2 separate regions of the Homo sapiens genome follow, and region 2 is linked to region 1. Evidence: read pairs that join two places in POLR2A ChIA-PET (ENCODE). Cell type or tissue: Caco-2. All regions are shown on one strand. Region 1 overlaps B4GAT1-DT (B4GAT1 divergent transcript). Region 2 overlaps PACS1 (phosphofurin acidic cluster sorting protein 1).

What was found. ChIA-PET counts read pairs that join two places held together with the same protein. Peaks named below come from ENCODE experiments on the same cell type or tissue, not always from the same donor. Only the 100,000 strongest peaks of a DNase experiment are listed, where the experiment ranks them.
Region 2: POLR2A ChIA-PET joins it to region 1 with 10 read pairs; 2 of 35 experiments call an interaction of 5 or more read pairs at or near these places.

Annotation. Positions count from the first base shown.
Region 1 is chr11:66,351,208-66,356,207 of GRCh38, forward strand. All of the region lies in intron 1 of B4GAT1-DT (B4GAT1 divergent transcript), which reads left to right. Among named protein-coding and RNA genes, the nearest start is that of TRS-GCT3-1, 5.6 kb to the left of the region's middle. In Caco-2, no CTCF peak of the experiment used is centred here; a DNase peak (open chromatin) is centred at 2,154; H3K4me3 peaks cover 481 bases.
Region 2 is chr11:66,237,030-66,242,029 of GRCh38, forward strand. It overlaps PACS1 (phosphofurin acidic cluster sorting protein 1), which reads left to right. Exons shown (of 24, transcript NM_018026.4): 20 at 1,775-1,817; 21 at 2,113-2,248; 22 at 4,398-4,624. Among named protein-coding and RNA genes, the nearest start is that of KLC2, 18 kb to the right of the region's middle. RefSeq lists enhancers at 1,667-2,178, 2,179-2,690. In Caco-2, no CTCF peak of the experiment used is centred here; no DNase peak of the experiment used is centred here.

The sequences.
Region 1 (5,000 bases):
ATTTCTTGCCAAATTGCTCTAGCTAGAACTTCTAGTACAATGTTGAGGAGATGAAACGGTGAAACCACGTATCCTTCTCTTGTTCCTGATCTTTGGGGGAAGGCTTTAGGTCTTTCGCCATTAAGTATGATGTTATTTGTGGATTTTTCATAAATGCCCTTTATCAGGTGAAGGAAGTTTCCACCTATTCCTTGTTTATTCAGCATTTTTATCTTGAACGAGTGTTGGACTTTGTCACATGCTTTTTATCTTGAACGAGTGTTGGACTTTGTCACATGCTTTTTATCTTGAAAGCGTGTTGGATTTTGTCACTTGCTTTTTGTTCATAAATTGAGGTGATCACTTGGTGTTTCCTCTTCATTCTATTAATGTGGTGTATTACATTGATTGATTTTCTTTTTCTTTTTTTGAGACGTTCTTGCTCTGTTTCCCAGGCTGGAGTGCAGTGGAGCGATCTTGGCTCACGGCAACCTCTGCGTCCTGGGTTCAAGTTATTCTCATGCCTCAGCCTCCGGAGTAGCTGGGATTACAGGCATGCGCCATCATGCCTGGCTAATTTTTGTATTTTTTAGTAGAGATGCCGTTTCACCATGTTCGCCAGGCTGGTCTTGAAATCCTGACCTCAAGTGATCTGCCCGCCTCGGTCTCCCAAAGTGCTGATATTACAGGCATGAGCCACCACACCCAGCCTTTCTTTTTTTTTTTTTTTTTTGAGATGGAGTCTCGCTCTGTCACCCAGGTTGGAGTGAGTGGCGCGATCTTGGCTCATGGCAACCTCTACCTCCCAGGTTCAAGTGATTCTCCTGCCTCAGCTTCCTGACTAGCTGGGATTACAGGTGTGCACCACCACAGCCAGCTAATATTTTTTGTATTTTTAGTAGAGACGGATTTCACCATGTTGTCTAGGCTGGTCTCAAACTCCTGACCTCAAGTGATCCACCTGCTTCAGCCTCCCAAAGTGCTGGGATTACAGGGTGAGCCACCGTGCCCGGCCACACTGATTGATTTTTGTATGTTAAACAATCTTGCATTTCTGGAATAATTCCTACTTGGTCATGGTGTATAATTCTGTTAATATGTTGCTGGGTTAGGTTTGCTAGTATTTTGTGGAGGATTTTTGCATCTATATTCATATGAGATACGGTCTGTAGTTTTCTTGGGATGGTCTGTATATTAGTTTGGCCTCAGGTCACATAGAATGAGTTGTAAAGTGTTTTCTATTTTTTGGAAGAGTTTGAGAAGGATTGTTGTAAATTTCTTTTTACTTTGCACACTACACTGTTATAGGATTGTTGTTAATTCTTTTTGTTTTGTTTTGTTTTGTTTTGTTTGTGACAGAGTCTCGCTCTGTCACCCAGGCTGGAGTGCAGTGGCATGATCTCGGCTCACTGCAACCTCTGCCTCCTGGGTTCCAGCGATTCTCCCGTCTCAGCCTCCAGAGTAGCTGGGATTACAGGTGTGCGCCACCATGCCTGGCTAATTTTTGTATTTTTACTAGAGACGAGGTTTCACCATGTTGCAGGCTGGTCTCAAACTCCTGACCTCAGGTGATCTGCCCTCATCCGCCTCCCAAAGTGCTGGGATTACGGGCATGAGGCACCGCGCCCAGCCGGATTGATGTTAATTCTTTAAGTGATTGGTAGAATTCACTTGTGAAGCCATCTGGTCCTGGGATTTTCTTTGTTGGGAGGTTTTTGATTACAGATTAAATCTGGTTACTTGTTATAGGTCTGTTCAGATTTCCTGTTTCTTCTTGCATCAGTTTTGGTAGTTTGTGTGTTTTCAGGAATTTGTCCATTTCATCTGATTTGTTAGCATACAGTTATTCATAGTATTCTCTTATAGTCCTTTTTACTTCTGGGTAAAGGCATACCTCACTTTTTTTTTTTTTTTTTAGATGGAGTCTCGCTCTGTTGCCCAGGCTGGAGTACAGTGGTGCAATCTAGGCTCACTGCAAGCTCCACCTCCCGGGTTCACGCCGTTCTTTTGCCTCAGCCTCCCATGTAGCTGGGACTACAGGTGCCTGCCACCACGCCTGGCTAATTTTTTTGTATTTTTAGTAGAAACGGGGTTTCATCCTGTTAGCCAGGATGGTTGCAATCTCCTAACCTTGTGATCCACCCCCCTCCGCCTCCCAAAGTGCTGGGATTACAGGCGTGAGCCACCACGCCCAGCCAGGCATACCTCACTTTATTGCACTTTGGTTTATTGCACGTCACAGATAATTGCATTTTTTTTTTTTTACAGATTGAAGGTGGCGGGTTCCTGTAGTCCCAGCTACTCAGGAGGCTGAGGCAGGAGAATGGCATGAACCCGGGAGGCAGAGCTTGCAGTGAGCCGAGATCGTGCCACTGCACTCCAGCCTGGGTGACAGAGCGAAACTCCGTCTCAAAAAAAAAAAAAAATCAGTAAGTGTTGTGTGTGTGCTGACTGCTCCACCGACTGACTGTTCTCCCCTTCCTCATACCTCCCTATTTCCTGAAACACAAAAATATTGAAATTAGGCTGATAATTCTATGTTGGCCTCTAAGTGTTCAAGTGAAAGGAAGAGTTGCACTTCTCTCATTTTAAATCAAAAGCTAGAAATGATTACACATAGTGAGGAAGGCATGGTAAACACTGTGATAGGCTGAAAGCTAGGCCTCTTGTGCCAAATGGTCAGCCAAGTTGTGAATGCAAAGGAAAAGTTCTTGAAGGAATTAAAAGTGCTACCCCAGTGAACACACAAAAGATAAGAAAGTGAGGCCGAGCGTCGTGACTCACGCTTGTAATCCCAGCACTTCAAGAGGCCAAGGCAGGCAGATCCCCTTGAGCCCAGGAGTTTGAGAACAGCCTGGGCAACATGGCGAAACCCCGTCTCTACTAAAAATACAAAAAAATCGCCAGCCATGGTGGCGCATACCTGTAGTCCCAGCTACTCAGGAGGCTGAGGCGGGAGAATCACCTGAACCCAGAGGTCTAGGCTGCAGTGAGCCATGATCATGCCACTGCACTGGAGACCTTGGAATACGCTGATGACTTTGAAGGGTTCAAGACTTCAGTGGAGGAAGTAACTGCAAATATGATGGAAATAGCAAGAGAACTAGAATTAGAAGTTGAGTCTGAAGATGTAACTGAATTGCTGCGATATCATGAGAAAACTTGAATGGATGAGGAGTTGCTTCTTCTGGATCATCAAAGTGGTTTCTTCAGATAGAATCTACTCCTGGCAAGGATGCGGTGAACATTGATAAATGACAACAAGGATTTAGAATATTATGTAAACTTAATTGATAAAGTAGCTGTAGGATTTGAGAGGATTGACTTTAATTTTGAAAGAACTTCTACTGTGGGTAAAATGTTATCAAACAGCATCGCATGTTAGAGAGAAATCTTGCATGAAAGGATCAATCAGTGCAGCAAATTTCATCGTTGCCTTATTTTAAGAAATTGGCACAGCCACCCCCATCTTCAGCAACTACCATCCTGATCAGTCAGCAGCTATCAACATCGAGGCAAGACCCTCCACCAGCAAAAAGATTACAACTTGCTAAAGGTTTCAGGATTATGACTTACTGAAGGTTCCGGTGATCACTAGCATTTTTAAGCAATAAGGTTTTTTTTTTTTCTTTTTTCTTTTGAGATGGAGTCTTGCTCTGTTGCCCAGGCTGGAGTGCAGTGGCGAGATCTCAGCTCACTGCAACCTCCACCTCCCAGGTTCAAGTGATTCTCCTGCCTCAGCCTCCCGAGTAGCTGAGATTACAGGCACGCATCACCATGCCCAGCTAATTTTTGTATTTTTAGTAGAGACGGGGTTTCTCCATGTTGGCCAGGCTGGTCTCAAACTCCTGACCTCAGGTGATCTGCCCTAGCCCACCATGGCCTCCCAAAGTGCTGGGATTACAGGTGTGAGACACCGCACCCAGCCACAATAAATATTTTTAATTAAGGTATATACATTGTTTTTTAGACACAATGCTATTGCATACTTAATAGACTACAATGTAGCATAAGCATAACTTTTTTTTTTGAGACAGAGTCTTGCTGGAGTGCAATCCTGCGATCTCAGCTCACTGCAACCTCCGCCTCCCTGATTCAAGCAATTCTCCTGCCTCAGCCTCCCGAGTAGCTGGGATTACAGGCACCTGCCACCACGCCCAGCTAATTTTTGTATTTTTAGAAGAGACAGGGTTTCACCATGTTGGTCAGGCTGGTATCAAACTCCTGACCTCAGTTGATCTACCCGCCTCGCCTCCCAAAGTGCTGGGATTACAGGCATGAGCCACCGCGCCCGGCCAAGCATAACTTTTATATGCACCGGGAAACCCCAAGTTATTGCAATATTTGCTTTATTGCAGTGGTCTGAAACCAAACCTGCAATATGTTTTAGGTGTGCCTATAATTGGTAGTAATATTACCACTTGCATTTCTTAGTATTAGATTTTAGTACCTTAAAGGCTTCTCTCTATTTTTCTTAGTCAATCTAGTTAAAGGTGTGTCAGTTTTGTTGATCGTTTCAAAGAACCAACTTTTGGTTTCATTAATTTTCTCTATTGCTTTTTTCCCTCCATTTTGTTTGTCTTTAATCTTTAGTATTTCTTTCCTTCTGCTACCTTTGAGTGTAGTTTGCTCTTCTTTTACTAGTTCCTTAAGTTATTTATTTATTTATTTATTTTTGAGACGGAGTCTTGCTCTGTTGCCAGGCTGGAGTGCAGTGGTGCAATCTCGGCTCACTGCACTGCAACCTCCACCTCCCGCGTTCAAGTGATTTTCTTGCCTCAGCCTCCCAAGTAGCTGGGACTACAGGGGTGTGCCACCACGACCAGCTAATTTTTGTATTTTTAGAAGAGACAGGATTTCACCATGTTGCCCAGGATGGTTTCAATCTCTTGACCTCGTGATCTGCCCACCTTGGCCTCCCAAAGTGCTGGGATTACAAGTGTGAGCCACTGCGCCTGACCCCTAGTTCCTTAAGTTCTAAAGTCAGGTTATTGTTCTGAGATCTTCTTTTTTAACGTAGG
Region 2 (5,000 bases), 110 kb before region 1:
TGCCTCAGCCTCCCGAGTAGCTGGGATTACAGGCACGTGCCACCACACCCAGCTAATTTTTGTATTTTTAGTAGAGACGGGGTTTCACCATGTTGGCCAGGATGGTCTCGATCTCTTGACCTCGTGATCCGGCTGCCTTGGCCTCCCAAAGTGCTGGGATTACAGGCTTGAGCCCCTGTGCACGGCATGCCCGGCTAATTTTTGTATTTTTCTGCTGAGATGGCATTTCGCCATGGTGCCCAGGCTGGTCTCAAACTCTTGGACTCAGGAGATCCACCTGCCTCAGCCTCCCAAAGTGCTGGGATTACAGGCGTGAGCCACCATGCCCCACCAGCTTGTATCTTTTTTTGTAATTTCCTTGAGGCTCCCTCGTAGCTTCTAGACAGGGAGGGGCTCATGTGGATGAGGGGGCCTAGCTCCCTGCTCTCCCTGCTTTCTGCGCATCCAAGATGTGGGTGTCTTGAGTGATCTCAGGAGATACCTGAGCTGGGGAAATCCAGCAGCCCTTTCTCGTGCCTTGCAGAGCCTCCTGTCCTGCAGTCTAGCCAGTCCCCGGTTAGCCCCTGGGCTGCTCCCATAGCCACATTACAGGCCCCAAGACCATGGCCCATAGCTGTGGCTGGTGGTTTGACACATCTTCGTGGAGCTGTGAGTTGCTGCTCACTCAGGCCTCGCAACCGAGAGAGACAGAGAGATAACAAATTTAAAACAAATTAAAAACCAAAAGAGCTAGCAACCTCACCAAATGCCAGGCAAACAAGGAGAGAAGGGGAGTTGTATCCAGGAAGCCCCAGAGTGGCAATTTGTTCCTCTCTGGGAATCAAAAGAAGGGCGCATAGAGAATCGGGACAGACTTCAGCAAACACAGCCTTGCTGTCGCGGCAGCCTCCAGGCAACCACCTGCAGGCCTGTGCGGTAGATTTCGCCCCATCAGGGTCCAGCCCTCTGGACTCCCAGCCCAGCTGCCTCTTTGCCTAGGCCTGGGCCCAGGTGATAGGGCCCAGGACTTTACCTGTCACTTCAGACCACAGCCTGGATGCTCACCTAGTCTGTGGCTGTGTTCTTTTCTAGCCACTGGAGGGCCCAGGCTGTCCTTTCCAGAATTCTCTATGGAGAATTGAAAATTCCTAAAGAACCCCCCCACCCCCATTCAGTACACTTCCAGATTCCAGGAAGACCAGAGAGGAGAAGGCTGGTGTCCACACCTTAGCACGTCCACTTGGCTTTAGACTCTCCCACCTGGCAGAGACAGAGCCATCTTCCTAGGCCCTCTGCCCACAGGACCTTAGAGAAACAACATCAGGACATCACAGTGATTCCTGCCTTCAGCCCTTTATCCCCAGAGAAGAGCTGCAAAGTCTCGCATGCCCCATCTCATTGTTGCAACTAGGTTTTGTTGTTTTTTGTTTGTTTGTTTCTACAGCTGGGCTGCTCCAGATTTGCAAAGATTTTTTTATTTACTTATTTATTTGATGTATTTATTTATTTTGAGATGGAGTCTCGCTCTGTCGCCCAGGCTGGAGTGCAGTGGCGCCATCTCAGCTCACTGAAACCTCCGCCTCTCAGGTTCAAGCGATTCTCCTATCTCAGCCTCCCAAAGTGCTGGGATTACAGGCATAAGCCACCACGCCCAGCCCAGATTTGCAAAGATTTTAAAGTCGGCAATAAAATAATGTGTAGTGATGGCTCTTGTGCCACCAATGTGTTTCTGGTTGGATCAGAACATGCCTGCTTTAACAGGAGGATCTAATGAGTGCCTCTTCTCTCCTTGCAGGTGGTGAAGGTGGGTCTGGTTGAAGACTCTCCCTCCACAGCAGGTGAGGCTGGGGCTCCCTTGTTCTGTGGAGTGAGGCTGGTGCCCTCCCTGTCTTCCCTCTAGTCCAGCAGGCCAGAAGTTAAGCTCTGGATGCCCTGAGGGAAGTCAGAGCTTGAGCAGGAAGCCTATGGGCGCCCTCACTCCCCTGCTGCGGTGGTGGCTGGGGGAGGTGGAAGGAGCCTGGGGCCAAAGGAGGAAAGCAGGCCACAGGATGGGAGGAACCCCGGCTCCTTGCCACCACCAAGTCAGAGATAGCTTCCTCTGGCCAACTGTGTTTGTCGTTTGTCCCCTGACAGGCGATGGGGACGATTCTCCTGTGGTCAGCCTTACTGTGCCCTCCACATCACCACCCTCCAGCTCGGGCCTGAGCCGAGACGCCACGGCCACCCCTCCCTCCTCCCCATCTATGAGCAGCGCCCTGGCCATCGTGGGGTAAGGCTCCTGCCCGTACCTGTCCTGCCATGCCCTCCATCAGGCCCACCCGGCTGATTCCAGTGACAGGCGCATGGGCTTAGAAGGTAGCCACAGGAAGCCGGGCGTGGTAGTGCACACCTGTGGTCCTAGCTACTCAGGCTGAGGCAGGAGGATTGCTTGAGCCCAGGAATTTGAGGCTGCAGTGAGCCATGACTGCGCCACTGCACTGTAGCCTGTGTGACAGCAAGACCCTGTCTCTCAAAAAAAAACCCAAAACACTAAAGTTAGAATTCAGAGACATATCACTAGCCGGCCTGGTCATGGGAGGACACTTTCTGCCCTGTTTCACAGTATTGGGTTGAATGAGACAATGTTGGCAGAGGCCTGTGAAGTGCTGTGCAAGTGTCTTGTTATGGGACCTCCCAGGTGTTGTTATGGGACCTCCCAGGTGCAAGAAAGAGCATGGCACTTGGGAAATAAAACACACGTGGGTTTGAGTGGTTCTGTCTTGTCTCTGCACTGCCTTAGCTTAGACAAGTTACTGAACTTCAATTTCATCTAATGAAAAGAGGTGAAGTGGCCACCTTGCAGGACTGTGGAGCAGGTTACATAAGAACGTGGAAACCAGGCCTCATCCTGTAGTTCCAGCCACTCCGGAGGCCAAGGCCGGAGGATCGCTTGAGCCCAGGAGTTCAAAGCTAGGCCTGGGCCACGTAGTGACGTGGATTGGGCTGTTCTTTCTAGTGTCTTCCTTTTTTCTTCTTTTTTAGGGACGTGGATTGTCTCCTTTGGTGACAGTCAGAGGGCCTCTCTAAAGGAAACAATCCACGTCTCTAAAAAAGAGAAAAAGAACATGCGTGTCAGTGCCTGGCACAGTGAGGCAGCCCTGCTGAGGCGCTAGAGCTGGAGCCGGCGCGGGAGCAAGCGGCGGAGCTCGGGTTCAGGCTGAATCTCTGAGACCACTGGAAGCAGTGATATAGCAGGAGGCCGTGTCTTTAGGATCTCAAGTATCTACAGTTTAGATCAAGGGTCCAGCAGCAGGGGGCAGAGAGAGGGTGGAGGGGTGGGCTCCTGACAAGAAGGCCGAGGTGAGGAGAGCAGGCGTGGTCAGCGCTGGGAAGGAGCAGCCTGCCTTCCCTTCCCCCATTTCGCTGCCTTCCGCCTTCGCCTCTTCCCTTTCCTTGTAGCAACAGCGAGGATGGCATTGGCCGGTGGCTTCCCCCAAAGTGCTAGTAATGTGTTGGGTGGCACGAAGCCTGCCCCGGAGCTAGAATCCCAGTCCCTGGTCTCCCTCAGCCTCTGCTCCTCGGGGCACTTCCCTTCAGGGTCTTCTGGAGGGAACAGTAGAGGAAAGGAGGAAGTACCCACGCAGCCAAGTTCTGCCCTGGGGACCTCAGGTTCCTGGCCTCCTGGAGGCGTTTTCTCTCATCTCACCCCACAGCGGAAGGGTTTCTGTCCAGCATGGGTTTGGGGAGCCTTGGCACCAACCCTTTCCTCTACCTCCTTTCCCTTCCAAGTTAATCTTGTTTTTTAATGGAACCTCCAAAATGAGGCAGAAAGAGAAAAGTCAGATGACTTTCCTAGCCTGTGTACCTATTGTGTCTGACACCTCCTTTCAAGACATACCAGCCCTTCTCCCGGGAGCTAAAATTATCGCTGAGCTAAGAGTGCCATGAAAAGGAGAAAGCTGCAGGTCGGGTGGCACCAGCTGCTGTCCTGAGGCTGCACTGGAGCCGCCCGCAGGGGCTTCTGCCGGGCTCAGGCCTTCTCTCCAGCTCGAGGCTCAGTTTGGCCCAGGCTTTGCCTGCTGGGCGTGTATGTGTGTGTGTGTGTGTTATATGTGTGTATATGTGTGTGCACGCATGCACTTATGTACACACACACTTTCTTCCTTCATAAAGCTTCCTTCTCTGCTGCCCTTGTCATCCTGTGAAGATTTTATTTGGTTTCCTTTTCGTGACTTGGGCCTTTATTCTCCCCAGCTTTGTTCTCAGATCAGCCTGATTCTCCTCTCCTACATGAGCTGCTCTGTGTGGCTGGAGGGAACAGAGCTGCAGCCTTCCTCAGCCTGCCCTCCCGGGGACTGGCATGGCCCCTACCCCATCAGGCCTATGTAGTTGGGAGCTGAAGGCAGAGCTGACCTCTCCTCTTTGTTCCCTTTCCTCAGGAGCCCTAATAGCCCATATGGGGACGTGATTGGCCTCCAGGTGGACTACTGGCTGGGCCACCCCGGGGAGCGGAGGAGGGAAGGCGACAAGAGGGACGCCAGCTCGAAGAACACCCTCAAGAGTGTCTTCCGCTCAGTGCAGGTGTCCCGCCTGCCCCATAGTGGGGAGGCCCAGCTTTCTGGCACCATGGCCATGACTGTGGTCACCAAAGAAAAGAACAAGAAAGGTAAGTACCCCCAAGGCCGGGGAAGACCATGGGCCACCAGGCCTCCCGTCTCGTCTCTCAGGGCCTGGGAATAAATCTGCTTTTGGGATATTTGGGATGAAGAAGCATCCCATGGTCTGGCATGGGGTGCAGAGGGGGCAGTCCCACCTCCCCTCGAGGGACAAGGCCATTCCTTCTGTCATGCAGGAAACCGAGGCTGCAGAGAGTCGCTTGGTCACTCTCTGCTGAGCTCCAGTACTTTAGGGGCTGAGGCAGCTGCCACTGTGTAATGAAGGGGGCCTTTCTGGCCACTGCTGTCCGGGATGGACTGCAGACAGGGAGAGGCCTCTCTATATCACAGCTCCAGGTCCCTGTGACGCAGGAGTAGAGAACTTGC